6 separate regions of the Mus musculus genome follow, and all the other regions are linked to region 6. A link is a loop called in an ENCODE intact Hi-C map of the cell type or tissue named here. Cell type or tissue: gastrocnemius. All regions are shown on one strand.

What was found. A loop is a pair of places that touch in the nucleus more often than their neighbours do. Peaks named below come from ENCODE experiments on the same cell type or tissue, not always from the same donor. Only the 100,000 strongest peaks of a DNase experiment are listed, where the experiment ranks them.
Region 1: a loop joins it to region 6, with 2.1 times the contacts of the local background. A loop is called at or near these places in 4 of 42 quality-filtered maps.
Region 2: a loop joins it to region 6, with 3 times the contacts of the local background. A loop is called at or near these places in 6 of 42 quality-filtered maps.
Region 3: it touches region 6 in a loop (2.2-fold over the local background); 14 of 42 quality-filtered maps call a loop at or near these places.
Region 4: a loop joins it to region 6, with 4 times the contacts of the local background. A loop is called at or near these places in 12 of 42 quality-filtered maps.
Region 5: it touches region 6 in a loop (3.0-fold over the local background); 11 of 42 quality-filtered maps call a loop at or near these places.

What each region holds. Positions count from the first base shown.
Region 1 is chr10:11,227,325-11,232,324 of GRCm38, reverse strand. No RefSeq gene overlaps it. Among named protein-coding and RNA genes, the nearest start is that of Fbxo30, 52 kb to the left of the region's middle. In gastrocnemius, a CTCF peak has its summit at 2,411; no DNase peak of the experiment used is centred here; H3K27ac peaks cover 1,162 bases.
Region 2 is chr10:11,194,994-11,199,993 of GRCm38, reverse strand. All of the region lies in intron 25 of Shprh (SNF2 histone linker PHD RING helicase), which reads right to left. Among named protein-coding and RNA genes, the nearest start is that of Shprh, 48 kb to the right of the region's middle. In gastrocnemius, no CTCF peak of the experiment used is centred here; no DNase peak of the experiment used is centred here; H3K27ac peaks cover 2,119 bases.
Region 3 is chr10:11,202,463-11,207,462 of GRCm38, reverse strand. It overlaps Shprh (SNF2 histone linker PHD RING helicase), which reads right to left. Exons shown (of 30, transcript NM_001077707.1): 26 at 2,190-2,282; 27 at 1,108-1,194; 28 at 188-366. Among named protein-coding and RNA genes, the nearest start is that of Shprh, 56 kb to the right of the region's middle. In gastrocnemius, no CTCF peak of the experiment used is centred here; no DNase peak of the experiment used is centred here.
Region 4 is chr10:11,146,873-11,151,872 of GRCm38, reverse strand. It overlaps Shprh (SNF2 histone linker PHD RING helicase), which reads right to left and starts at 2,443. Exons shown (of 30, transcript NM_001077707.1): 1 at 2,287-2,443; 2 at 1-260. The coding sequence starts at 222. In gastrocnemius, a CTCF peak has its summit at 2,456; a DNase peak (open chromatin) is centred at 2,536; H3K4me3 peaks cover 1,788 bases; H3K27ac peaks cover 1,497 bases.
Region 5 is chr10:11,209,652-11,214,651 of GRCm38, reverse strand. It overlaps Shprh (SNF2 histone linker PHD RING helicase), which reads right to left. Exons shown (of 30, transcript NM_001077707.1): 29 at 2,250-2,330; 30 at 1-1,204. The coding sequence ends at 1,108. Among named protein-coding and RNA genes, the nearest start is that of Shprh, 63 kb to the right of the region's middle. In gastrocnemius, a CTCF peak has its summit at 2,448 (motif pointing left); no DNase peak of the experiment used is centred here.
Region 6 is chr10:11,277,885-11,282,884 of GRCm38, reverse strand. It overlaps Fbxo30 (F-box protein 30), which reads right to left and starts at 1,555. Exons shown (of 3, transcript NM_027968.3): 1 at 1,385-1,555. In gastrocnemius, a CTCF peak has its summit at 2,005 (motif pointing right); DNase peaks (open chromatin) are centred at 1,183, 1,645, 1,977 and 2,096; H3K4me3 peaks cover 3,135 bases; H3K27ac peaks cover 3,618 bases.

The sequences.
Region 1 (5,000 bases), 51 kb after region 6:
GGGAGGAGGCCTCCTGTGGAACAGAAAGGCTAAAAGAGACTCCAGAAGTTGCCTCTTTCTTTCTAGGCCCCGTGCCACCAGGGATTTAGAGGTCAAAAGTGCTTTCTTCACACAAACATTAGCTTGTCTAAAACACAATCAACTTGCTTCTTGTCCTGGCCTTTGTGCTGTCTAAGGTAAGACGCACAGAGGCAGGGAGAGAATAGCATTTCTAGGATATAAAATCTTACAGAGAATATAAAGGTTTGTTAAAACACTTCGATTCCCAACTCTGATTGGCTAAATATGTACTCTACTTTTTATGGTCAAAACACTCCAGTTCCCAAATACAAAACCCAACTTTAAAAACAGGAAGCTAAAATTTCCAATTGAGGTCACTGTTCATCTTTCCCTGCTGCTAAAATAAGCTATAATGAAACATTACTAATAAGGTATATCAGCAGCCAAATCCGAATTCTTTCACCTCTCTTAATGTGGTGGTCATAACCCCAAAGACATCAGTTCAGTGTTATAACTTGCATATGAAATGTATTCCCTCAGGCTCAAATATTTGAATGCTTGGTCTCCAGGTTGGTGGTGGGAGCACAGGTTTGGGTGATCAGAGAACCTTTGAAATTAAAGGTATTGCTTGCCTTGAGGTATGTCCCTGAGAACGAGCATTAGAGGGTTTTAATCTGACTCTACTTTGGGACAGATCTTGTTTGTCTTGTTTATACCAAAGATGATGCTATGAGCTCTTGCTGTCCTGGGCCCACCCATTCCAGTAGCTATGCCTTCTCTGCCATGGTGGAATGCTGACTCTGAACGGATAGCCTCATTATACTTGCCTTCTCTAGAATTGTTTCTTTCAGTTTTCTTTTTTTCAGTGATAAAAAAGAATACAAACACATTTCCATGATTATAACAAATGTTAGAGATATAACCTATAAAAGGGGGAAAGGTTTATTTCCATTCACAACTTTGGAGCCTTCGGCCCATGGTTGGCCTGTTACTTGTGGCTATGGTAAAGAATCGTATGGTGGGATCATGGTACAGCAAAATGCTCTCAGGAAATTACAGAAAGAGGAGGAAATATATTCTACTCGCACCTTCACATGCAAGATCCTACTGACCCATGACCCCCAACTAGATCAAAGGTTCTTCTACTGTCCAGTAGAACCAAGCTCAAAATTTAGTCTTTAGTTATGGAACCTCTAATTGTTATATATAGAAAGGGTCATATAAAAGAGATTAAGGGAAAGATTTGAGATGAGAGTGTATCTTTGATGAATTTGACAGGCCCTGACCTGAATATACTCACAAATGCCATTATATAGGGCAACAGAGAGAGAGAGAGAGAGAGAGAGAGAGAGAGAGAGAGAGAGAGAGAGAGAGGAGGGGAGAGGGAGAGGGAGAAGGAGGGGGGAGGGGGAGGGGAAGGGGGAAAAAGAGGGGGAGGGGGGAGGGAGAGGGAGATCTGATACAAAAAGAAAAAAGATACCGTGAAAACAGACACTGGTTGGTATGATATGGCCCAAAACTAAGTGTTTCAGTAATATCTGAAGATGGGGGAGACAGAGGAAGCCACTTTCCCACAGAGCATACTGGAGAATTAGAGATGTGCTAGAACCTTGATCTGACCCAAGTGAAACATTCCATAATTCTAGCTTTGAAAACATGATACAGTTCTTGAGGCCAACTCCTTTCATGGCTGTTACAGCAGACAACAATCAAATATAGGTCCTTCCATAGAAATCTGCATCTGTTTTCTAAAAACAAGAGGATAAGTTTGCTAACTGCATATGATCACTTGTCATTATGGGGTGTTGTAAACTGCATGGGTAAACTACAGAACTGACTTACATACTGGAGGCTGGTAGCTGCACATCAAGGCCAGCCACATTGGTTATTTTAGTTTGTCGATGGCCATCCTTTCCCCGAGCCTTCCCTGCACCTGTCTGTGTCCTGACTTCTTTCCCTAAGCACAGCCATGCTGTTGGTTCAGGTCCATGTGAGGTTATACCTAAATTGCTTCTTTTAACTATCTTTAAAACACTGGGTGGTGAGACAATTTGAATTAAGCTCTGCACATAGACTAACCCATACTTCTCAGGGAACCTTTTCCTTGACTTCCAAGTGTATTTGCCTGTGTCACTGATCTCCTTTACCCTGCCCTGTTAGAAACTGAGTTCCTGGACACTTTGAAGTTACATTTATTTTGATCGCAATGAAAGATGAATGTATTAATCCTTTAAAGTGGTTGGCAAACAAATGGAACTTTTGTGTTTATCCACCATCATATTAACTGAGTACTAGAACGTGGGCATATCACATTTCTGGCCTACCTCAGGCATTTACAACTAAGAGTAAACAAACCATTATAGAACGTTTTATTTTTAGAACAGGAATTCAGTTTGTCCCTCTGGGGGCTGGAATGTTTCAGTTAGTAAAAATGCTTCTCGCCACACATACATGAAGAGCTAAGGTCAGGTCTTCAGCACTCAAGAAAAAAAAAAAGCTACACATCAGAGATCCAGTTCTGGGGAGACAGAGATAGGAGGATGAGTCAGCTAGACATCGAACTCTTGGAAGTCTGATGCAAATGAGATCTCAAGAAAAAGGCAGCGGTACAGACATTTACATTTTCTTTCATCTTGGTTAACTTCTGGCCTTTTCAGAGTCAGAATCTGACTGATGAGTTCTTTCAGAGGAAAAGTGGTTTAAATAGACAGGGGGAAATGAGACTATCTTTGTAGGAGCAGCAGTTTTAGAAAAAGTTCCTGGAGTCAGGAAATAATGTACCAATGGGAAAGGTTAAGTGAGACCATATACCTGCTTTTCAGAGAAGTGTTAGTTTAATCAGATGTGGAGGGTCCCTTCAGGTTTTACAGCAGGGAGAGAAATGATCCACAAAAAGACAAGAATAAAACTCAGTTACATTTTTAGGTACAGGTGTTAGGCCAGGACTTTTAAAGTCTGACATCAGCTCATATTATATTTTTGCCATATTTAAGTATTTCACAATTTTAGAAAAACGTTTTTTGGTAACAACTCAGCCTCATTAAAGCTCAAGACATGTTTCCACTAAAGCTGTTTATAAAGTAAATATGGTGTCTGTATTTTTGTTGTTGACTTACAGACAATACTTGAGATAAGGGTCTAGGGAAAATGACTGAGGTAAATACAATCCCTGTGGGAGTGAGGATTTGTCCTGGTCCTAAGATAACCTAACACTGACTGTTGCAAAGTACAAATGACATCTCTCACAAGGATTAGTTTAGTGGCAACAAGTAATGTTCAATAAAAGTTTTAGAATTAAAGGGTATGGACAAGCAAAGCATAAACTCTGGAAGACAAGGGCAGAGTCTGGCTCATCAGAGCAAAGGATCACTAGCAAAGCTAAACTCTATCTGTTCCCAGCATTCCAGGAGAGCAGGCTAAACATCTCTCTCCTTTGATGGTATCTGTGAGTTTAACTTTCTTGGCTTCTCCAGTGCTTATCTGTGTGTACAAACATCTTTTACCTTCTATATAATGACATGCTATTAGTTACATAATCAGATGCCCAAGACTTAAACAAGCCACAATTAGTAAATATTTAAGACCTATAATAAATATTTGTTGAACTGTACGGAATTATTTGCTATGCCAAAACTTACTGCTTCCTCTTGGGATAGTAAAAATAATGGTTGTGGAAAAGCTGTATATGCAGTTTTAATTAATATACAGTTCCATAAAATGTCAAAAGTAAGAAACAAATCCCCCAATACATGGAAAAGCAAATGGAATAGTTACCAATTATACCCACGGTTCAGGGAGGAAGGACTTAGAATGCTCTTCTCACCTCCCTTTTATTCAAGATTCTGGCTTTTTATAAATCTCATTACTTCTCATTCCTTAAATTCTATTAATTGCATGTATATCTCTTGAAAAATTATTTAAATTCAAATCTTCCTTCTTTCTTATTTTAGCTTCCTCAATTATTCTGAAGGTCTGCTCTGAGTATGGAAAAGGCTTTAGTTAAGCACAGTTCTTGTCTAATTTGAACTCTTTTCCACAAATGATGAAGTATGCTAATAGTTTTTGGAGTTGCTCATATAGCCCAATGTTTATTTTACATGAGGAGGTCCAGAGACAAACTGACCTATTCAACAAGACCCAGATTGTTAATAAAGTCAGAACTCAGGTGCTCTTCCTTCCTTCCTTCCTTCCTTCCTTCCTTCCTTCCTTCCTTCCTTAGTTGTGCTAGATATATTCAAAAGAGTAAAAAATTAAGGCCTAAGTTTGGGACAGGAGAGAAGAGGCATAGAGATGACAATGAGATGTATTATAGATCAAGCAGAAGCTGAAGTCTTGCTTACATAAAGTCTTAATTAGAAACAACTTGCATAAATAATTGGGCTTAACAGGTACATAAAATGTATCTCCTACCCTGGTTTATAGAAAAATGAGATATATCACATTGTAACATGAAGGATATTTGAGTAGTCTATTAAAAGTCTTTGGAACACTAGCAATCCTCCCTCCAAGTATAACAGTGCCCAACATTACCTCTTGAGCCTCTACTGTGCGCTATTTAATACATTACAGCTGAGAACAAAATTCTAGCTTTCAGTGGTTAATTTCTGCAGGAAGCTGGGAAAGATTTATAAAGTGAATATATCCGACCTCAGTAGAATAAAACCAAACCACAAAGAGGCTTAAGGGTGACAGGCAGGTAGAGGATGAAAGGTTCAGTTTTGTGCAATGACTGAAATGGCCTCACTTATAAGCTGTTGTGGGGCAGAGACTAGAAAGAAAGTGGGCAGAAGGCACAGCATGTCTGGGGAGAGTGACAGGCAAAAGGGACAATTAAAAGACCTTGTGGAAGTGTGCTTGGTCGTGTCTGAGGCACAGTAACATACATTCTGAGGATGGAGCAGACGAGTGGATATGTGGAAGAAGACGAGTAGAATTGCACAATGGAAGGCTGCATCATGTAGGGCCTTCTAGCCCTTATAAGGATTTAGGGTTCTCTTTAG
Region 2 (5,000 bases), 83 kb after region 6:
GAAATAAGTTATTATCTGTAAAAAATCTAAAAATCATATTTGGATCAAACATATTTCATAACCTTTTTTACTAAGTGCCCATCGCACGCCAGGTGCTTAGGCTCCAGAAGAGAATCTCAAGAACAATGTCTCTTTACAGTCTACTAGTGTTAGTGGTCCAGAAAGGACTGTCGTACTTGAATATGCTTGGCCTATGAAAAGTGGTGCTATTAGGAGGTGCGGCCTTGCTGGGAGAAGTGTGTCACTGTGGAGGTGGGCTTCGAGGGATCCTAGTGCTAAATCTTGGCCCAGTAAGGAAGAGTAAGTCTCCTGCTGGCTGCCTTCCTATCAAGATGCAGAACTCTCAGCTCCTTCTCCAGCACCACTTCTGCCTGCATGCTGCCATGCTTTCTGCCATGAAGATAACAGACTGAACCTCTGAAAATGCACGCCAGCTCCAATTAAATGTTGTCCTTTATAAGAGTAGCTTTGGTCATGGTGTCTCTTCACAGCAATAAAACCCTAACTAAGACAGAAGTAGGACTATGTTTTTCAAAAAGATAATTAAATAAAAGTAATTTACACTTTACATCTTCAGTCTCAACTGTGTGTTCAATTTGTTGTATAGCATGGCCAACTTTCAGCATGACTAAGAGAACTACACACTCATCATTCAGAACTATAATTGTTAACTGTGTCGATGAATAGAAACTTTCTTTTCTGACAATCAGAATTGTATCTACATAAACTCATTTAAACAACAAAATCAGTACTATTTTCAATTTATCAGTTAACACTGATATATAACATATATGGTAGCTCATATAGGGATATTTAGATGTACACATTTAAATACAATTAAGTATAGATTTGATTTCTGAAGTTATTGTACAATTACTTTAAGCAAACTCACAATTTTATAATTAGTTTTTTTCTACCCAGATATTTAATGACATGTTAGAAAGTACGAACACGCCAACTTTTGATAACTTGAGGAGAGGGGGAAGGAAAGAAAATGCACTGTGATGCTATCCCCAGAATTCTACACGTCTTATTGCTGCACTGATTGTCTTGGAATTAGAATAGAAATACAATGCTTTCTCTATAAGTTGCATAAGACTTCTCTAAAATTAGTAGATATGCTTTGTGAAAACCAAAGACACTGAACCATATCCTATCTGCGATGAGCCCAATCTCATTGAGACAGAGTCTGAAAAGCCTATTTCTCAAAGCACACTGGCTGATTATGAGGTACTCACTGTAAGATGAGAAAGTAAGAGTGCATATGTGCTGGGTGGCTGGCGAGGGAGCGGTTTTGCTATGTCTATCTATGCATAAAATTTTGTATTGAATAGAAACTTATGAACTAAGAATCCTGTTCAGTATTGGGGCTGGGTTTATACCAGCAAAAGTGCTTTGTCTGAAACCTTGCCAAACACAGGACACATGGAACAAGCCACATGGCACTATTTTCTGCCAGGAGGTCTGATTCACCACATCCAAATGCCTTGCAGTTGTTGGAACTTGCAAGGGGAATTTTGTTTACTTTGTAACATGCCCAGTAGGTTCCAAGGTCACTTAGGAATACTGTCACTGTTGCTGTGGATGATACAACTTTTATTTAAGTGCATACACCAAAGGGATACTAGTGATATCAGTATCTTATTTCTATGTTTAATCCACAGGATGCCTTAATCTGTGAAATCTCAAGTTCCAAAAATATCTTTAGAAACAAAATACCAAAGACTATTTATTACTATTTTTGCATTCTCTGAATACCTTTTATATGATCTCAAGTTATATGATTAAGCACTATGTATGCCAGCATACTGTCTGCTATGTACAGAAGTCTTGTCATGAATACTTAAGAGTGAAATTAAAAACCCCTTAAGGTTATAGAAACTTACATATTCATATTTTTACTAAGTAGCAAAATTTGACAATAAAAAAACTTCAGGTTTAGGAGCTGTAGGGACCAAGTCAGAAGAGTAGAGTAGCCTCTGAACACATATTAAGCAGATGTTTGAAAGAGCGAGTGACAGACAGTAGAGTATAAATGTGACAGTGTCAAAGAGGTGACAGGTAACAACAGGTAGAAGTGGCAGACAGGAATGGTGACAAAAAACGTAGACAGAAACAAACACAAATGTGGTGGGAATTACAGTGAGGAAGTGGAAGAGGATGAGATTGGCTTATATAATATGTAAAATATTTAATCATGTTTGCTAAAGAAGAAATGTAAACATGTCTGAGTCAATGGTAGGAAAAGCTATCTTTACTAAAGTCTCTAATCTTTTAGTTTTCTGAATAAGACAGTATAATACATGTGTTCAGACATCTGTGAAAGATACATAACAGCAAGAGTATTTAGTAATATTTCAATACTGACATCTCCTTCCCAGCAGGGCTGCAAACCTAACTGTACTGGGTATAGGAAAGCTGCCATACAGGAACAGGTGTGTGGGTCTGATGGCTCAGTGACTCAGAGCCACAGCCGCACAGTTTACTGGCAACTAGACCAGCCTCCTTCTAACCCTCCAGCACAGGGCATGGAGGCAGCTCTGCCTCATCCTGGCTCCTGGTGTTTCCACTGTGTAAGGCTGAGCTGCCCCATCTTATTCATCAATACCACTTGTGGCTGTTGGCATACCTGCAACTCCAGCAGAAAGAAGAGAAAAGAAGAGTAAACAGACAGCGTCTTAACAAGAGGGAGAGAAACATGAAAGTGTGGAGAACGTGGGAGAGACTGCGAAGGACAATTCTAGGAACAGAACACTGACCACAAAGTCTCAAGGCTGGCCGGCCTCTGGGCTGCTCCAATCACACACTTTACTTTGCAACTTCTTAACACATGTTTTTACAACACATTCACCCAAGGAATTCAGAGACAGACTGCATTATCCTCAGATCATGATCCTCTCCTCGCTTCTTCCCAACTGTCCTATAGTTCACACTGTGTATTCATCTCCCATGTACCTCCTTACAGTCTTGAATGTTTTATGGCAGAGTAAGTGCTGTAAGATCATCATCACTGGGGGCTGCAGCAGTTAAGAGCACTGGCTGCTCTTCCAGAGGTCCTGAGTTCAATTCCCAGCAACCGTATGGTGGCTCACAACCATCTGTAATAGTATCTAATGCCATCTTTGGTGTGTGTGTGAAGATAGCAACAATGTTCTCGTCGACATAACTAAATATTTGTTTTTTGAAAAAAATCATCATCATCATCATCATCAATCATTTTCCTTTGGGCTCTGCATTAGAGTATCAACATTACTTTCTTTGGTCTCGAACACAAATAAATTTGCATTCTCTCCTCACGAGACTCAATTCCCCTTTAACTCTTTTCTTGGTATCATATAGTAACACTATTTTTCATTTGTTCAGCACGTGGGTACCTAATTTAAAATCATTATATACCTCAAATTGAGACATTCATCATCTGCTACATATGCATTCCAGTCTCATCTAGCATTATTTTCTTTTACCTCACTTAAACTATCCCATTCCAGATAAAGATACACACACACTTACAGTTTGTTTGCTCAACAGCTCAACCTATAACTATTTGAATTCAATGAGATCTCTACTTTTTATAAGCTAATACTCTATTTTTTTCCAAGGGTCTAATACTACAGTTTAGTTTTCTTTCCTGTATCTTCAGGTTACCCTTTTATTTTTGTGTGTGCATGTGTGCACACACACACACACCACAGTGTGCATATGGTCAGAGGACAACTTTGGGTGTCCTCTCCTTCCACCATATAGGTCTCAGAAAAGAACTCAGGTTGTTGGGCTAGGCAGCACGTTCCTCTGCCTGCTGAGTCCTCTCACTGACTCCTGTCTAGTCTTTTATTGGAGCTTAAGCATGCTTTAGAATCTTTTATCTTGAATACAATGAAACAACAGAGAACTTACTTTCTACACTTGCCTCTAGTTACAAGTCTTGGTTTATCTGATTTTTCACATCAGAATTCAGGGTATTTCCCTGCTATACCTGCTAATGCTCAGTTACATTAGTGGCCCTTGAACATACCTACCTCTTTCCAACTCCACTGTCTCCACCCTAAATACATCTTAGCCAACTGTGTGGCCCCCTAAACACACCTACATTTTTTCCACTTTTGTTCTTGTTTCTTTTTCTTTTGCTAACTGATTTTCTTCATTGTAGCAAGGAAGATCTTGGCAAGGTTTAGAGCCTGAGTGCCTGCCTTGCCTGCCTTTCCATTTTATTTTCAGTTTTGCTACTGCTCTGCAGCCACTCACTTCTGTGTTAGGCTTGTCTGTCTTGGTCTGATCACATATTGTGAGTTCTTTTTCAGTCTGGGAACATCCTCTTGGCAAGATCAGTTCTACCTTCTTTCCATGTTGGACAATCCACTCATTTTTTACATTGTGTTTCTTAACAATCATTTCCTCAGAAAAGCTCAGATTGGCTTTAATTTTATAATATTTATAATTTAAAAAAATCATTGTTTAATGTCTTTACTTTTTGCTGTAACTCAAACTCCTCTCCATTCCTACCACCAAACTGTAACCTCAGAGAGATCAGCAGCCACATCTTGACTGTGTATTACATCTGCAAGGCCGCTCACTGCCTGGGCATAGGAAGCATCTAATAAGTATGCATGGAAGGAATGAATGGAAATTCATTCCAACTCTGGGGACAGCAATGTGACTGACACTTTAAATTTACTCAAAAAGCAGCTACCAATCTTCTAACTTACCTGTTGGTTTCTTAGGAGGGAGAACACTCTAACAAATACCTACCTCTGTCAGTAATTTCAACTTGTTCTCAAATCTACTCAGAAAACACATTCTTAAAATATAAGAATGTCAAGGAATCTGAGGATGAGTCCTCTTCCTGCTTAAGCATTAGTACCACCGCTGCCTACTCTATACAGCTAGCCCCTAGTGCCTATTAAATGACATATTAATTTACCTTTTGACCAAGTCTGATTAGAAAAGAAATTTAAAAGCACATGTAAGAAAAATAAAAAATAAAAACACCTAGTGTTTTTTTT
Region 3 (5,000 bases), 75 kb after region 6:
CCCAAAGAACAAAAAGCAAAACCAAAAAACCCTAAACAATTTCTGGTTCCAAACATTTTAGGTGAGGGAGACAGAATGTGTACTTAAAAATCAGACAGGGTATGGTAAACATAAATAAAGAATTTAAATGTTGAATTAGTTTCTCATAACCTGAAGGAAGGTGACAAATGCCAATTTCCATCCTTACTTGGTCTGTCCAATTCGGTGCACTCTCCCAATGGCCTGCAGCTCATGGGCAGGGTTCAGTATGGGCTCCACCAGGAGGACATGGGTGGCTTCAATGATAGTTAATCCATTAGAGCCTGTGTGCAGGGGCAGCAGCAGAATATTGATGTGGGGATCGTATTTAAACGCTGAGAGGTTCTCCTGAAAGAAGAAAGGTACATTTGAACTTTAGCTGGATGGATTAGAATCAGAGCACTTACGTTACAGCTCAAGATGAACATGGTAGTGAAGATTAAATGCTAATCCACCAATTTTAGGAACTGGAATGTTGTTGTTTTTCCTGATTTTGAAGAGAATCATACGAACACTTTTGCTTTTATAGCATGTAGTGGAAACTACATCATAGATATATGTGATACATGACAACTGAACTGTATGAGAGTAGAGAAAGATGAGGGAAAGGAAAACTATGCAAAGCTCATGTGAGGTAAGATAGTAAGCTACTGCATTTTCACTTATTCTTGCAGGCAGTGCATCTCAGATTATAGGTCAGACTGTACTGAATTTGATATAAGCAAAATTTTAACCACATATACTTTTTTTATGAGTGTGTGTGGGGGTGTACACAGAAAACAATTCCAGGGTACAAGGACCCCTTCAAAAGAAATACTACAAGGCCATTTCTTCCTACATTAAAGAAAAAGATCTAAAGACAAAAATGTTTTATAAAAGACTGTCTTTTAGACAATCTTTAGTTTGTCTATATCAAAAATATCTACAGTTTTTTTTTTTATTTTGTTTTAAGATGTTAATTTCCTAGATAATCAAGAACTTAAAACCTTCTTATAGGGTTCAGGACAGAAGATAAACAAAGTCAGCCAGAAAACAGCAGTTTCAGTTTGCAACTGATCTGTTAAAAACATGAGCAAAATTTTGACACACCTGGAATGTCTTAATGCGACTGATTTGTGTAAATTCCATGTTGTTGTCCGTGAGAGCTTTTGAAATAATATCTAATACATCTTGCCACTAGAATATAAAAGTGAGAAAAAAGTGTTTACACACAGCATTTAGCCAAAGAGATTTGAGAAGAGAATAAATCATAACTAAACCACAGTAACTTTTGTACTTCAGTTAAATGAGCAAAACCAAACAAAACCCTCAGATGGAGAATCAACAACACTAGCTCTGTTGGTGTGATGGTTTGTTTATTCTTGGACCAGGGAGTGGCACCATGTGGAGGTGTGGCCTTGTTGGAATAGGTGTGACCTGGTTGGAGTAGGCGTGTCACTGTGGGTGTGGGCATAAGATCCTCACCCTAGTTGCCTGGAAGTCAGTCTTCCACTAGCAGCCTTTGGATGAAGATGTAGAACTCTCACCTCTGCCTGCGCCATTCCTGAATGGATACTGCCATGCTCCCACCTTGATGATAATGGACTTAACCTCTGAACCTGTAAGCCAGCCCCAATTAAATGTTGTTTTTATAAGACTTGCCTTGGCCATGGTGTCTGTTTACAGCAGTAAAACCCTAACTAAGACAGTTGGGAAACGACATTTTCTTTTCTCATCAAATACTAGTTGAATGATAATATAAAAAACCACAAGCATCACTGAAAATAATTAAAATATAAATAAAAAACAATGGTGTATTTAATAGTTATAGTTCAACTTTCTAAATGTAAAACTAGTATTTTACTATATTTATAAATAATACTTTTTATAGTACATTAACTACTTTTTCTTAAATAGGCCATTTCATTTATGAACGAATCTTTGAAGGTTATAGATTCTATTTGTTCAAATCTCAAAAATATCTCTAAATGATATTAACATAAAGTATAATACATGATAGGAACTGCCTTTATAAAGTATTATCACATTTCTCTCTATATAAACATAAGGACACAGAAAAACTATGACAGTAATTCCGAGTCTTAGCTCTACTTCAGTATTTCTAAGTAGTTCTTAGACACTAAGTAGAGGTGGAAAACCAGCTAGACTGAAGCAGAAAGTCTTGATTATACCGTTGAGAAAACGAGCGCTTTGGCCCCTGGATCTCTAAGTTGTATTTTCATCAGAGTTCTGACCACAGCTTCCACTTTTGTAGAATGGCTACCCTTTGAACACAAAGAGGAAAATACATTAGAACCAAACAAAACCTAGTTAAGGAAGGAAAGAAATTTGGTATAAAACACTTCATTCAAGCTATATATGTCAGAGCATACAAACATACAAACATACATACATACATATATACATAACTAAGCAAATATACATGTGCTTAATTAGTCTTTTTATTTTGTGTTTACTGGGAATTTTCTTTAGTGTCTAATTGCAGAAATGAATGAGTTTATCACCAAGGTATTTAATAGACAGCTCAATGGGTAAGCAGCATCCTTGGATGAGTCTGATGACCCTGAATTTCATTTCCAAGCCTACAGCATGGAGGCTGTCATTATCTACATGGTGTCCCCTGACTCTGCACACGTGCCATGTCACGCACTTTCTCCCCTGTCCCCCAAATCTAAGAATAAGGATTTCCTAAAAGAATTTACATCCAGTTAATTGGACATAAATGCACTCTAGAAAGTCACACAGTATTGATACCAAACACTTTGTTTTATATCTACTAAATTCTATTATAATAAGGAAGCAGAATGTATATTTAAAAACATTCCTCACTACTCCATTCATTTAAGATATTTTAATATTAGAAGTGTAAGGATACAAAGAATAAAAGCTCAAGGCACCTTGAAAACTGAAGGATTTAACAATAAATAAAATTTCTTTTGCGGTGGCATGATCATGGACAACGACAGATATACAAGATGTGGACTAACACACAGGCATAGAGTCACTTTACAAGAATTCTTTTCTTTTTTTTTTTTTTTTTTCATCTTTCAAAACGGTTCCATCACAGGAAACAGAAAATGTGAGGAATAAACAAATGATGAACCAACCATCAGTGTGTTTGACCCAACCTGTAGTAAATAATCAAGTAACAGCTTTCAGACCTTAAACATGAACACTGCCATGACCTAAATGGAGGTGTGGGGAGGATACCAACCAAATGTAAATGGGTTCCCACAGCAGCACTTGCCCTTTCCTCAAAGCTTTCAATACACTTATTACAGGAAAAAATACAAGACAGCCAGGGCTATACAGAGAAACCCTGTCTCAAAAAACCAAAACAAAGTGAAACAAAAATAAAAACAAAAAACAAAAACAAACGAAAACCACCAAAACATCTAAACAAGGAAGAAAATTATTCTAATTTAATGGGAGGACAAGATTTAAAAAAAAGGCTAAAAATCTGCATGCTAAAATAAGGATCTTACATTTATTTCTTTAGACATACAGCCTCTCAATTATATATACAAGGTTTAAAAAAATGTAAAGGGGACCATACTATCTCATACTACTGATTTAAAATAATAATAAAGAGAAAACAGGAAGAATACAAGTGATAATTCAGACCTTCAGATAGAACCACTCATATACCCTGTAACAGTACACCTTTTGTTTTTCCACTCAAAAGATGATATCAGCAGGCAAAATAGTAAAATAGTTAATAATAAAGAAATGACCTCAAACCTTTCTATTAAGTATAATAGAGAATAAGCTAGAGTTTTGGATAGAAAGTAAACATATAAAAAAATTAACAAAAATATATCAGCACTAAAGTCCAAGTCTGTTACCTGCTGGGGCTGGAACATGGCCTCCATTATTCTATTACTAGCTTTCTGTTTCCCAGCTCCTCACTGCCAAAGCTTGGCTATCCTGGAACTTGCTCTGTAGATTGACCTTGAACTCAGAGATCTGCAAGGCTCTGTCTCCTGGGATTAAAGGTGTATAGCACCAGGCCTTGACTTAAACTTAGGTAGGTGAGATCTTGCCCCAGGGTCACCACTTTCTTAATTCAATTTAATATCCTTGAACACAGGATTCAGCTATGTTCACTTCCTGGTGTCCTTTTAATACTCAAACAATACATTTTATATTTTTCCTTCCCACGTTTGCTATGCTTATGCAAAATGCTCTTCATGAGATTTAAGCAGAGAATACAGTCTATGATGGTGTTTCTGAGACTTCCTTTGTCAATGCAATTAATCTGAGTTTCTTCACCTTAGCCTCAAGCAGACTCTTCAGACAAGGGCAAAAGGCAGCCACATTCTTCATCCACAAAAACAGCTTCTAGGTCACATAAATTCTTCTCCACTGAAACTTCTCAGGCCAGGTCTGCACAGTCAAATCACTCACAGCAACAAAGTCTTCCATATTCCTACTAGGATGGCTCATTAAGTCTCTCCTAAAACATTCCATGGCTTTCCAAATCAAAAAGTCCCCAAATCCACATTCTTTCAAACAAAAGCATGGTCAGGCCTATCACAGCAATAATCCAGTCTCTGATACCAACTTCTGTCTTAGGGCTTTTCTTAGGGCTGTCTTTACTGCTGTGAACAGATACCATGACCAAGGCAACTCTTATAAAAACAACATTTAATTGGGGCTGGCTTATATGTTCAGAGGTTCAGTCCAGTTTCATCAAGGTGGGAACATGGCAGCATCCAGGGAGGCATGTTGCAGCAGGAGCTGGGAGTTCTACATCTTCATCCAAAGGCAAACAGGGACAGGCAGCTAGGAAGAGGGTCTTAAAGACCACACCCACAGTGACACACCTACTCCAACAGGGCTACACCTCCAAATAGTGCCACTCCCTGGACCAAACATATTTAAACACTACATGCATGAAATGGAAAGACACATCATAGTTGACTTAACTCTGGTCCCTTTATATCTGCTCCTGGCTGCTAAAGTCCCTTATTAAAAGAGAG
Region 4 (5,000 bases), 130 kb after region 6:
AGTCTCTGAACGCCTCTTCTTATCTCTGTGAAGTGCACTCTCAGGAGGGCCTTCATCGATGATGATGCAATCAGAAGAAGAGTCTGCATCTGAACAGGCCTGTTCCCCGACCGTCATGGTGAGCGGCTCACTCCTCAGGTCCTCATGCATGTTCCAGTGAAGCTGCTGTTGCCTTTCTTCATCGACCTTCATCGGGGGAGCACGTTTCCTTCGGCTGCTCATTTTCACGCTTCCACTTTCTTGATAAGTAAATGTGAATTCTAAATGACAAATGGAATAGTTGGTGTGAGGCAGGATAAAGACAGGAAAACTAAGAGAATAGAGTCCATACAGTCAAGTCTGGTTAAAGCCTCTGGCTAACTGCAAATCTAGACTCCAGGAAAATTAACAATGTACATCTGCTGTGAAGGTTACCAACACTGAGGTGATATATCTTTTATGAGGAAATAGTTCCAAACAAAAACATAAACATTGCAATATTCAGGCTTACAGCCCTAATGTGCACAAACCTAGGCTGGGCCTCACTCCTCTACTGGATATTTTCTAGGACTCTCACACACAAGACTCTGACTTTCATTCACAGTGAAAATATCCTCATTTCATGAAGCACATCCTAACCCAGTTCCTTATCTTAACAATAACCCTGTGATACTAGGCACATTCCTCAGTAGCCCTTACACAAAACTTAAGTCTGTTATATAATGTGAACTCTTCAAAATAGGTAAATTGATAAGAAGACTTAAGTCAAGTAATAGCTGCTGTGCTTTGGCTATAAAAGCTCCTCACAGATTACATGTCAGAACTGAGATGGGGCCTAGGAGTAGGGAGTCCGATGCTGGTTGCTGAGCCTGGGGGACCAGTCTTGTTTCCTATCCTGTCTGTTTTCTTATCTACCCAGGTGTGAGCAACAAGGTGTGACCAAGCTGCTGCAACAAGAACACCCCACTGTGTCTTCCCATCAGAAGGGATTGGTAATTGGTCACCTCAAGGACAAAACTAACAGGTAAGAAACACTTTAACCATGATCTCATGTATCAAATGCTGTGACAGTTTCACTCATGTTTGGTAGAAATTTTCAGTTAAGAAACAATCCCATTAAAGAAGACAAATTATAATACTATACTTGATGGCCAACAACTAGGAAGACAAACCTCTCACTACATCAGAAATAAATGCCTGTCTCACATGTTAGTTGTATTTAACCCCACACCACTGCTCTTTTAATTCCAATGAGCTTGACAATCCCAAAGCGTTAACAAAACTTCGATCGATCCTTATACAGAGGAGGGAAGAACACACACACACACACACACACACACACACACACACTAGTTTTATGGATTAACAGTGTGATTGGCAGGGAGTATCACTATTCAAAGGTTTGGACCAATTGGAATAGGTGTGGCCTTGTTGCAGTAAGTGTGTGACTGCAAGAGCTGCCTGGAAGCCAGTATTCTGCTAGCAGGCTTCAGATGAAGATGTGGAGTTCTAAGCATCTTCTGCACCATGCCTGCCTGGATGCTGCCATGCTCCCACCTTGATGACAATGGACTGAACCTCAGAACCTGTAAGCCAGTGCCAATTAAATGTCATCCTTTATAAGACTTGCCTTGGTCATGGTGTCTATTCACGGGAGTAAAACCCTAACTGAGACAAAGAGTAAAAGCTTAGACAAAGAATAAAGTGGTGTTAGCGATCATGGGACCTAGGCAAATACAGGAGCAAAGGCAAACACGTAGGAGAAAAACATAGACTTGCCATGATAAATTCAAGCCAAGTGGATTAAAAGGCACCACGGTGAAAAGGCAAGACTGTAAACAATACCGTTCCTCCCACAGGGTACCTTAACCAGAAACCAACATCTTCGTTCACCAACCTAGCGCTACCTGCAGCGTCAAAGTGCACACAATGCACAGGAGCCAGGGCGCTTCTGCAGGCGACTGTAATGCTTGAGAGTTTGCCAGCCTAACTTGGCGGCCTCTGCATCCCTCCCAGCTACCTGTCGTCCCACGCACCGCCAGCCTGCAAGGCAAGTTATCCTCGAAGAAGGAGCCGGAGGGACAGCTCGTGACAGGGCCTCAGCACGCAAGCGTGGGCAGCAAGCACCCGTCCCACGCGAGAAGGGCTCGGCCCACGTCCGGGCTGGGGCCGAGCCGCGGGGCCTCGCAGGGCCGATCACTCCGGATCCCGGAGCTGCGCAGGAGCCCTCGGAGTTTCCCTGACGCGCAGAGCCAGCCTCCCTCCGCCGCGACTCTAACCCCAGAGCCCGCACGCACCCTCACCTACCTCAGCCGCTCTGCAGGCACCTGTCGCCGGGCCCGGCCCTCCTCGCAGGCTGCAGATCCCGGGCCCACAGTCGCCACACTCACCTGCGGGAGTTGCGCATGCGCGCTGCACGCTGGGTGAAGCCTGGCACCCAGGCCGGAAGCCGCCAGCGCCAGCTGAGGAGGCCAGCAGGAGCGCTCGCTCCAGGCGAACGCGCAGGACCAGTCGGGACGCTCCGCCCCTCTTTCCGGTGTTGGCTTCAAAAAGCACCTCTGCGCATGTCCCGTCCCTGAGGTCCCGGTAGAAGACGGTTTAAGTCTCGCGGTGGTTGTGCCTCTCTCTTTTCCCCGCCTCCCGTGGCTTTAGCAAATGCAGGATGGGCGGGGCCCGAAAGAAGGGGCGGGACCTCTTGCCAGAGAGGGCGGGGCTCTTTGCCAGAGCGGTAGGCTTGATGTGAGTTGTGGTTTTCATAAAAAGGCAGAAAGTTACATAAAACGGAATTCACGATGCTGAGCAATTATAATACCCAAACAAATATACAATTAATCCACTAAACCAAAAGAATTCGATCTGCTAAGGAAAAAAAAAAAAAAAAAAAAAAAAGGCAGAGACGATGTCTTCAAAAGGAACTGAGAAAAATGAAGCCAGAGAGAAATTTATTCTTGCCAAGAAAATTACTAAGGCTTTAAATGTTTAAACGTTTTAAGAGAAAAAAAATTATACAGCTATGCTGAAGCAGGCCTCCCAGTATCTTTTCCAAAGGGAGAATTCTATCTTCAGTAGACATAAAAGTCTCTCCTCTGAGGATTTCAATAGTGTGTTTACCAAGTGCTTTGTATGTCCTTCGAATTTTTTTCTGTGGAGTAATTTTTTTTTTTGTTTGTTTGTTTGGTTGTTTTGTAATCACCAGAGCTAATTCCAGGGGAGGAAAAGGTTCGCTTGTTATTTGGCTTTCTGGAAATTCCCTGTTGTGAGACATCTGTTCATGAAAATACTGTGTCTTACCACCTAGTAGATGGTAAATAATCTAATGATAGTACAGACAGGAGAACCGACTTATTGGACACACTCAGATCTTACACGTGAATCCCCACTTTTCATATAACTCAGCTGCCTTGTTTGGAAACAATACAGGTGTGTTGTATCATGTCTAAGCTAGGCTTGGATCCAGTCCATAGTGATAAATATTGCAATTAAGAAAATTTTAATTTTTTTTTCTGGTTTCTGTGTTGTGGTCCAGTAAGTATACATCATGTCTAAACAGAGTATAAATATCAAAATGTTTAAATATTTTGACTGAATTCTCAGCACAGTACCTTTCTCTTGATAGAGGATTTGCTTTGAAGCTGATGGCTGCTCAGTCAAGCTCCTGGCTGGCAGAAGAGGAGGCACCTATAGAAACGTGTTAAAAATAAACACAAGTTCTGGTTTGCAAAGAAAGAGATCACTACTCTATCCGACAAGGCTGAGCCACACAATATGGGTGCTCAGAGCTGAACTCAGATCTTGTGCAAGAGAAGAGTGATCTCATAACCTCTGAGCTCACTCTCCGCTATCTCCCTAGAATGTATTTCTTAAACAAAAAGATGTAACAACCAAAGTGACTCCTTGCTCCATGGCCATGAAAAGAATATCAATCTCACTAGACACCTGCACTGAAGCTTTGGGGTAACTAGGTACATTAACCTAGAAGCAATAATTTGAAAATAATGTATATATTTTTAATTTTCTGAGCAGTGTATCTCAACAATGAGCTCAAAATATTCGGTGAAAACACTTATTAAGCAGATAATCTGCCATCAAGGGGGACGTGCAATACACTTTTTAAGAGCCACAGAACCTTTACAGCTTTAGTATTTACCTCCAACCTAAAGTCAACAGTTGAATTATTTCCCCAGAAGAAAGTCATCCTGTAATTAAAGTTTAAAGCCACTCACCGATTTCTCCTTAGCTGTGGAAGTCCTATAGGCCATGTTCTTCCATAAGAGGTTTGCTTACTCTGTACTGCTCTGCCTTCCCACCCCATAACCAATCTTAGCTCTCTTTCTCCTGATAAAGCTTTACAGTTTCTTCTCCATCATTTACTGTTTCAGTTTATACTTTTAGGTTACAAGGATGCTTTTCCCCCCATAAGCCACATGAGCAAACCATCTGCTAGCGCTCAAGCTCTGCCTCCTGCAAGACACAGTCTCTGGTGGCTGCCTTCTAATTAAGATGTAGAGCTCTCAGCTCCTTCTCCAGCACCATGCCTGTCTGAACACTATCAGGCTTCCTACTATGATGATAATGTACTGAACCGCTGAACCTGTAAGCCAGCCCCAATTAAATGTTTACCTTGTAAATGTTGTCTTGGTCATAGTATCTCTTCACAGGAACGGAAACCCTAAGCCGCCTCCTAAGGCATGTTTTCCCAACTACCTCAGAACTTTAAGCAATGGGAGTATTGCAGATGAATTTTTGATACCTGTGAAAGAATATTTGTGATGCTAATTTGATAGCTACAAGTAAAATATTCTTAATCTTTTCTAAAGGCCTCAAGCATGACATTTATAATTACAAAAATAATGGCATAACACTTTGAGAGTGAATATGATACCCCAAAGGCTTTGAAACAGTATGTTGGTGGAAACTGCTGCTTGGCAGGGAATGGAAGAGCCTTTACAAAGCCACCATCCTGCAGAATAACAGTGCATGCTGACTCTACCACCAGTGTGTTAAGTCAGTTCCCGGGAGAC
Region 5 (5,000 bases), 68 kb after region 6:
ACAGTTTTATGGACAGTTAGGTAGGAGCTAATGAACCTTGAGGGTCCCTTGATTTCAACAGCTAAAGGGAAGGAAACAAGAACATTTATATTCCAACACAAGGCTAGGATACAACAAGCTACTTCTTATTTTGTAATTTCAAAGTCATCCATGAATTCTTCACAGAAGAGAGAGTTTAACCACTTACAGTTTATGCATGTGTGAACACAGCGTTCTCTTGTAGTAGATCAAACACTAGTTAGTTTCTAAGAACAGAGTAACTGAAATGAATAAACTCTATTGTAGGTTTAGATAACTAGTGGCTAAAATGACTAGTTACAGGAACACAAGAAATGAATTCAGTACAATGATGATTTTTAAAAAGCCATATTTACAGATACATCATCTTAAAACACATACACAAAAAAAACTTACTAAAAAGGTTAAAGAGATCATTGTAGGTAAATGTTAATCCACTTAAAAATATTAACAATGATACCACTTAAACATAATAGAAAAATGAATTTTTCAGTATTTTAACATTTAGTAACAAAACACAATATAACCACCTAGTGATTTATTATTAGGAGCTAATGACAGTGTTACAGTTTAAACTCATGCAAATAACTACTTATTATATAGTTTAGCATTTTCTTAAAACATTACTGAGAATATAATGGTGAATCCTATGCTAAAGATGCTGAAGGCCCTTTCAAAAATGTTATTTACACTGGCTGTACACATCAGGTCATACAAAACTAGACTAAGTAACCTTCTTATATATTCTCTCCTGTTATAACAAACATCTATCTACTAATGGAAAAATTATTTAATACCCCTTTTCTTAATTCCCCTGCCTTATTAGTAATAGATATACAAGTGGAACAAAAAAATTAATGTTCTATTAGGAGTGTAAAGTTAAAATTCATTGTAAATGGTGTGAAATCGGTATAGTGAAAAGGAACCAATTGCCAATTATTACTAGGCTAGAGTATAACAAAATAAATTCATTCAACTTAAAATAGTATTTACTAATATTTACTGATTTTTTGTTTTTAATTTGTAACTCTCTTGACATCTCTGGAAGTGAAGTTCTATCTTAACATTGTGTGGAATGATGTGACGGCTTCATTCAAGCTCCTCGTTCTCCTTGGTAAACAGGTCAGCCAGGCCAGCCACAGTCAACACAGAGGCTTCAGAATGCTTTCCGGATGAGCTTGTGTGGCTGCAAGAGTTTCAGAGGCACAGAGAGAAGGCATGGCCAGGAGTTAGAGACTATATGCATGACAATAAAGTGAGGCACAGATCTGCCATACGTGGTCATCACTGAGCCACAAGTAGACAGTAATTGTTACATCTTGTCAAAATCAGTGAAAATGTCTAAATAATTCTGAAGCTTTGTCAGAAAATGCTTTCTATGAACAATTAATAAGAAATCAAAACAAATAAAAAACAGAAGATAAAACATCTGACAACTGTTGTCAAGCAGGTTCTAAACTCGCCATTTACAAAGAAGTTCAGTATTATTGTAACTGAAACGAAAATCACTATGTCTGCAGCATGTGACAACAAGAACAAACATCTTTCATGTTTAGATGAAAAGCCCTTCGGATGGCGGCATCTTTCTTGTTACATCAGAGTATGGAATTTCTGGTTTGAGAAGGTTTCTGTTACAAAATACCCTGGAGATGCCCTCCCTTTGAAAGAGCTATCATATCATCTCTCTTTGGGTGACTTCCAATCCGCCCATTTCACGGGGAGGAGGAAGGTACTGGTTTATTTCAATATGACTTTGAAGGAAAATTACCGTGCAAATGTTAGAAGAGTAATGACTGCAAGACCAAGTCCTAATTCAGACTGCTCTGATCATTCTACTACTCTGATGTCTATGGATTTGACACAAATCAACAGCCAAGACTTTAAATTCAGACATGCCTATTGCGTGACTGGTAAGCATAAACTATAAAACATTAATGCATGTTTAGTTTGACACATATCAGATAAAAGTTTAGCTAAGAGAGAACAATACATTTCATTTAAAAAGTAATCAAATATATCAAAGATAAGCCAGCTAATTGTGCATATTGTAATCTATTAAATTATCTTAAGCCAAATATAGACTGTCCAAAACATTAATTGGGACATGCTTTGGATAACATGCTTTTCTTTGGTTTTTAGAAAAAGTATTTAGTGTTTACATCATTTGTTGTCATCCAGAAGATCTCAAACTCTCAAGTGATGGGAAATCCCACTTGTAAGTTGTTACCTACCTCCTCTCAGCAGTTTTTAGCATTGCCTGCATCCGTTCTTCTATTGTTGCTTTAATTAAGAATCTATGTACAATAGTAGGTCTAGAAGGCAAATAATAATTTTAAGTTTAAAGACCATCTTAAGACAAATGAGTAGAAAATGACCTTATATACACATGCTACATCCATTAGTCCACTGGTGCCCACTTGTGGCAGGTCTTTATGAGTGAGCTCAGGGACAAGTCAACAGCACATACCGCCAATGTGATCTTCATGAACTAACCCTCTCACGAGGGAGACAGTTGCATGCACAGACTACGTATGGCAAGTTCAGTTAGAGAAGGGCATTAGGCACTAAGCACAGGAGGGACAGGAATGCATGCAGACAGAAACCAATGTTCATATATATTACTGGATGAGTACATGCTTGGGAAAAGCTAAAAATACTTCCGGGGCCAACAGCAGACGAGCATGGCACAAGTGTGTTATAAACGCAACAGGTCAACATGAGGTTACGGGCGGGCAGGGTTCAGATCATAAACGGTAGTCCTGCAGGATCTAACCAGGAACTGGATTTTGTAGTTATAAAGAAATGTGCTCTAGTAGTTATACATATTTTGATTTACACTAGACTGTACTTTGGAAATGCTTTGGCTGCTATGGAGGAAGAGAAGAGATATAATTTGAGGTCATCCTGGCAAGAGGAGATGGATTGTGCTTTTGTGTCAGCGGGATAAGAATTAGTCAAAAAATGAGGAATATCTTTGAAATACAAGAATCAAGACTAAAATAATTTGAATATAAGATACAGAAAAGTCCTAGATTCCTGTCTGAGCAAGTATAGATGACAAAAGACACATTAAAATATGAGGAAAGCTTGGGCTGGCTTAGAGTAGCACAGATGTAGTTTTGCTCTACCTGTGTCAAACTTAAGCTATCTAGTCGATATCCTAGGGGAAATAGGGGAAATATAAAGTTCCTAGATACATGTACAGATAATAGCTAGATATATAAAGCTGGTATTATCGAGGCGCAAGGATACTCCCATGAAGGTCGTCCACCCACTCATACTACTTAATGTCATGGCACTGGGTAAACTAGCAACTAGGGAGAGTAGATAAAAGGAACCACTAGACCACAGCAAGAAGTAGGCACCAGTTAAACTCTAAGCCTCATTTCAGTGGTACACTCAGGGGCAGCCACCAAAATAGAAAGGCTGACAGAAGAGGACATCAAGCGGGTGGAGGTAGACTATAAAGGAGTGTCACTTTAAAAATGATTAACACTCAGACATATTTATGTGATATTTTTCAAGATGAAGCCTCTTGAGAATATGAAAAGAGGTGGGATTTAGGACAAGTGGGATTAAAAAAAGACACTCTTCCACTGTAATAAAGGGACAAACACTATGCTATGCTCTCTTTTTTTTTTTAAAGATTTATTTATTTATTATATGTAAGTACACTGTAGCTGTCTTCAGACACTCCAGAAGAGAGAATCAGATCTCGTTACGGATGGTTGTGAGCCACCATGTGGTTGCTGGGATTTGAACTCCTGACCTTCGGAAGAGCAGTCGGGTGCTCTTACCCACTGAGCCATCTCACCAGCCCCTATGCTATGCTCTCTTAACCATTACCAGAGCCACACTCTTCTCGCTTGAAAACAATCAGTGTTAGGTCCCGTATCCTCTTGCCCAGGCATGGAAAATGTTCAGCACACTTCTTCCATATTTTCCTAGTTTTTCTATTTCTAAAAGAATCATTCTCTAATTAATATTTTAATTTAAAAAAGAAAATAATTCTTAAATTTATTCTCTTCTTCTTTTACTCTGCAATAAAAATCTCTCAAAATCCTATTCCTATGGGCTGCACAGTAAGAGTAGGGAGCCATGGTTAAAGCAGGGACAGGCAGGTAGCAGGGGTGCACCTGCCACTGTTTACCTAGCCGTGTCACTACACAAGCTATGTAATCCTATTTGTGTTTGTTGAACTAGAGTTGAACAAAAAATCCTTATAAGTAGTTGCCTATACTGCTCCATTTAAACTGCTTTTGATAAAATAAAATTAATGGTCAAAACTCTAATAGGAAGATTTCTATTTTGACATTTTAACATATTTTGACATATTTAGCAGCAGGTAACAGCTAAGCATGTAGGTGTCTTTTCTTTTCCCAGGGCTTTGTAGCTTACTTGTGCCAGAATTTATTTAGTTCATGGCCCATCACTATTTTTTCTCTCCTTTATAATTCCATTCATGCTCATAACTCAAAAATACCATCACATGCTCCTGATGTCTAAGTGTGTGCCTCTAGCCCTGGCTTCTCTCCCTGTCTCTGAACATACATATCTTGGATAGCTAATAAAATCTCAAACATATCTAAAGCAGACCTTTGTTCTTGCCACTGAACCTGTTCTATCTCATAGTCTTCCTCCACTCAGCCAAAGGCTTTCTATCCTCTCAGCTGTCTAGGCCAAAGCCCACAGTGTTGCTCACCCACTAACCACTATGCCTACAAACACTGTCAGTTCTACTCCAGAATAAACCGAGAGCCTCAAAACTTCTCACTGGGTGCACTGCCATTACCATACAAGCTGCCTCCTACTGTCATCAGGACTACATGGCCTCCCTGCTCCCCTTACTCCCTAGCCTGCACACAGTACTCAGAATGATTGTTTCAAGGCTGAAGTGAGATGTGTCCTTCCTCTGCTCACAGCTTCCCAATTAAGGCCCAGTATGATTCCCAAGCCCCACTGAGTTTCTTTCCTACCGATTT
Region 6 (5,000 bases):
GATTATCCAAGCGTTAGATTTTAGAAACATGCTATATCAAACAGTAAACACATTAACTAAAGCCTGTTTGTCTGCCCTTAAAGCACCTCTCAAGCCATATGGGAAGTGTTAGCAATTATTTTATGCAATATTACTTTTAAAAGAATATTTTATTTAAGTATTTTATATTTTAAGACAAAAAATAAACAAAAAACCCTTTAAACCTAAATCTAAACATTCAGAAATATTAGAGTTCCAGTTTTCTTATATCATTCATAAAACACCTACTATTTCTAGAATCACACACACACACACACAAAAGCTTATGTCCCTATGTTAAGTATCGGGTATAAACTGGTGATCTAAGAAGTTAGCAAAACATGTTGTCCTCAACTAAACTACTACAGCAAGAAACAGTGACTAAGCATAAAGAAGAGTGATTCAACGAAACTGTATGCTTTAGAAAAATCAAACAGGGATACTTCATGGTATCCTTTGTCTCTTTGTCAGTCAACACAGGATTGTTTGGGAAAACTAACATAAAAGCGTGCAGAGCGTGTTAATGTAACTTACTTTGCCTGAAATTTAGCAGGGAACAAATAAAAAAAAGAACCTCAGAAACTTTTTGAGACTTCGTTTTAAAAACGTTAACCCTCTTTGATACCAGAATGCCCGTAAATAACTTCATCTTGGATCACAGTCAACAAAGCAATCATGGAAGAAAAGGTCAATTCCTTCCCAAGCATCTATTTTATCCGGGATTTACCACGGGACTCAAAGAAGGGAGAGGGGAGCAGGAGAAACGCGGCAAACACAGGCCTCCGTCGAGGTTAAAATGTAATCCCCGAGTGACTTTGAATCCGCCGTGCGTTCCCTGTCCTGCTTCCAATCTGGGACTCCACGAGCTGGAACCCAGGAACTTGGGGGGGGGGGGGGTGATCCCTAAGTCTCGCTTTAACCAGGGCCACAGCTAAGCCTCCGCGCCTCTCACTTCCATGAATGGAAAAGTTACCAACTTCGCTTATCCCGCGGAGACACTTGGAGATGCCTCGCCGTCCTTTAACCCGTTTGCGCCCAAACTCCTCAAGTCCCTACGAGGCAGAGGGTGCGAGCCACGCATTCCGGGGTCCCCCGGGGCTCCTCTGCGCTCAGTGGGGGTGGGGGCGGAGGTGGGGGTCTCACCCGGTTCCGCGTCCCCGGGGGTCGGGGCGCCATTTGCCGGGAGCCTCAAGGGCAGGCCACACGGGCGGCCGGGCGCGACCCGGACGGGGCCAGCCGGACGGAAGCCTCTGAACTGCGCCGACTCCACCGGCCCCGCCGCCCCCGGGGCCCGCGCCGTCCGGGCCGCTGCCCGCCCGCCCGCCCGCGTCCCCGCGCCAGCCTCCCGCGGCCTCGCCACACTCACCAGCCCGCGCGGGCCGAAGCGCCGCTCAAACCCTGGCTTCTCTGGCCTTAGCGCCCGGCGGCTCCGCAGCGTCCCCGCACCGGACCGGACCACGCACGGGGCCCGTCCCGTCCCAATCCTCTGCGCCTCCGCCCTGCCCGGACCGCCGCCTTTTCTCCTCGGCCTCCAACCGCCACCGCCCTCCTCGCGCGCCCCGCCCCGCCCCGCTGCGCCCCGCCCCCCGGCCCGGCAGCGGGTGAGCGGGCACGCGCACGCACAGCGGGCGAGGATGCGCACGCTGTCCTGTGCCGGTCAGGCCGAGCGCAGAGAACCCACGGGGCAGCCTCTCCCTTGGTGCTCCCTGCCGGGTCCGCCTTTCGCGCCTTTGCTTTTTGTTTGTTTTTGGAAGGACTCTCCGAGCCCCTGTGGCACTGTGGAGGACGCAGGCCCAGGAGCGCGACCCGTCCTCCTAGCGCGCACTCGCAGGAAATAGGTCAGCCCCCGTTGTCGGTGGTAACTGCCACCACCTCACGTGCCCGAGCCCTGTGACTCGGTGACCGCTCTGCTCTGTGACCCGTTTCCCCTTGTAAGGGCTCTGCTGCTCGTCAGCCCGCGGCGGGCGGCTTCGGTGGGGCGAGCCACGCGGCCTCCAGAGGGCGCGGCGCGGCTTCTGGGAAACGTCTTAGGGCCGGAGCTTTCCCGTGGCCATCCAGGGCTACACACCCCGCGTGTAGGCGTCCCCGTTACTACCGCCAGGCCCGGGCGTGAGGCTGAGGGACGGTGATGTCACCGACGCCCACCCCGTCTGGAGGCCTCCTGCCAACTCCCACCTCAAAGCCACCGTGAAGGAGCCTTGGCCCTGGCTGGCGGAGGGGCGGAGGTGAGAAAACCCCCTTGGGTGGCCGTTCTGGTGACTGCAGTTTTACTCCCCAGCTGTTGGAAACGGTGGCTCACGAGAGTCACCGTCCTTCACCTTAAAAACCAGCACTTTCATACAACTACACAAAACCCTGGGGAGCTTAAGACTGAGCACACTGTAAAGGTCAGGGGTTTGGTTTGGTTTAATGAAGACATTCAGATTTTTGAAATATTTAGTGCTTATATGTGGGGTGCTTAGGACGCTGTATTTTTTTTTTTTTTTTTTTTTTTTTTTTTTTTTGCCTGCTTTGGCTGTAGGAGGTAGGCGCTTTTCGGTCAGCCCAGAGCGTGAGACCCAAAGGGGCCAGGTAAGAAAAGTGAAGCAGACAGATGAAATGGTGGGAGAGTTGCTTGTGCATGACAGGTGGTCGCGATTGAGTCACACATCCTTCCATTACATCCCCTTCCGCAAAATAAGGGGACTGCGGCAGGGAATCCCAAAGGCTCTCTACAGCTTCAACATTCCCATACTGATTGATTGTACTTTGGGGCTTTCTGCCTCTCTAAATCACCTAGTTGACACTAGGTCATCTCCCACCTCAAGCTGAGTAGGAGTCAGGGCAAACAGAAGCCTCTGCTCTTCCATAAGTGGCAACCAGAGACTACCAGGAATCAAAGGTCTTCAAAGATGTCCTCGGAAGTATATGTGGACTTTGGGCTAGACTTGTGGAACAAAACTACCATTTATGTGGCTTAGCCACCCAGAAAGCAACAGGTACTTTGGCAATTTAAAATAAACAAATAAGCAGTAGCAGGTTTGACCTGTCTGCTCTCTTTAAAGAGAGGAGCACAACCCCCCTACCACGTTCTTAAATTAGTCTTGCATCGGCTTAGGAAGAATACGTACCCTATTTTTTTTCTAGAGGTCAATTTCATGGTGGGATGCTATAAAAACTATGGGACGGGAAGGTTGGTAAAGTTTTTGCTGAGCAAGCAAGAGAACCTGAGTTCCATCCCCAGCAGCTATGTAAAAAGCCAGGTGGAGTGGTGGTTATGAGTGCTTCCCAGGGCCCTTTCTCAAAAAGTAGGTTAGATGGTTCCTGAGGAATGGACCTAGGGTTGGTCCTTGGCTTCACATACATACACAAAACTAGCTAAAATAAGACCACAGTCATAAAGCCTGCAGGCAAGACTGAACTATAAGAGATAGGAGTTTTCAGAGAAAATTGAATTGGCTAAACAAATCCTGACAAATTGTTTTTCCATTTATTCAGTGTCAAGGCTAATAGCACCTTTAATTTGAAAAGGTTTTCTTGCCCAGTTAGACCACCAGCCTGTATTTGGAAAGCCTGAGGCTAAAGCAATGGAAAAGTCAAGAGTAAAATTTAAGTCATGTGCTAATTAAGGAAAGCACCTTTGGCTAGAGACAAGTGTGAGTGGGTAAAGGCAGATTTGCGGCTGTGAAGCCATGAGAGAATAGGCATTACTAACCGGGATAGTAATACTAACTGGGATTAGTATTAGATATTAATACCCAGCATCTAATATTCACCAGGTATAATTATGTTTCTAATACACATTCATTTGAAGTACAAAAAATATAATTGCAATTTACAAGAAGCCTCCCAAGGACAAACTTTATAGCCTCAAGTCAACCTTCGTAGTTTTAAATAAGTAATCAAAGCAATTTGAATCCTGTGGAAAATAGAAGATCCAGGTTTTGTCTATATGAACCACAGACCTCTTAAACCATATTCTAAAGAAGAATATGTATATATCAGTGATCCATGTTTTTAGTTAATAAGATTAAACTTATCTGTACAGTATCTAGCATACAGAATATGTATGCACTCAATAAATGAATGATTTTACCCTGCCCCACTCCCAAGCTCAGCCTGCAAAGTGTTGCATTTCAGGTGACTAGCGTTTGGTGGTACTCAAGTCTGGGGGTGAGGAAATAAACAGGTAGACTCAGGTGGAGTTGATAGTTATTCTTTCATCTGTCTAAAACTGTGTAACTGTATAGTAACTGTGCTTGGTAAGGAGGTCGAAAATTTTTCATGCAGAAACAAATTAATATACATTAAACAGGAGAAACCAAATTTAACAGCCCATAAATGAACTCGATTCCATTTTTATCCTTTCTGTACTCTGCTGGAGTGGTAGCAAAGAAAATGCCATAGTGTAACAAGTAGACTCGGAGGAAACTGTTGGCATCAGAAGAGCATACTATGTTGTTCTAGTTGTTCTATGTTGTTCTGTTGCACATGGCAGTAGAGGAAATAGTAGCTCCATATCTTCTGTTTTGTTGTGGTGGTTTTTTTTTTTTCTTATTAAAGCTTCTGAAATTCAGCTAGTTACATGAACACCATCTGATGTTTTTGAATTTTCAGAAACCCCATGTGTGCATGGCTGGGGCTGAGAGGGAATCAAGCACCACAACAAAGCTACATCTTTTTAGTGAGTCATGCAAAAGATGATAAAATAGAAGTTGGTACTTAATTCTAGGAATAGCATGGTTCTTAAACTGTTAGAGTATTGCTTTCCTCTAAAATGGATTTCTGTGCTGAACGGCTAACTTGTTAATTAGCCCTCAGTCCCTTGGGATATTCCCTTCAGTATGACAGACTCTAAGCCTGCTGTGACCCATGACTCCTAGTAGCCACATTAAGGATGAAACATGTAGCCTTGCCTTCCCATTCATACAGAGAAATACTATAAACAACACATGGTTCCATTTCTTCTCTCCCTTGATGAAGTCATACATCTTTTTTTCTTT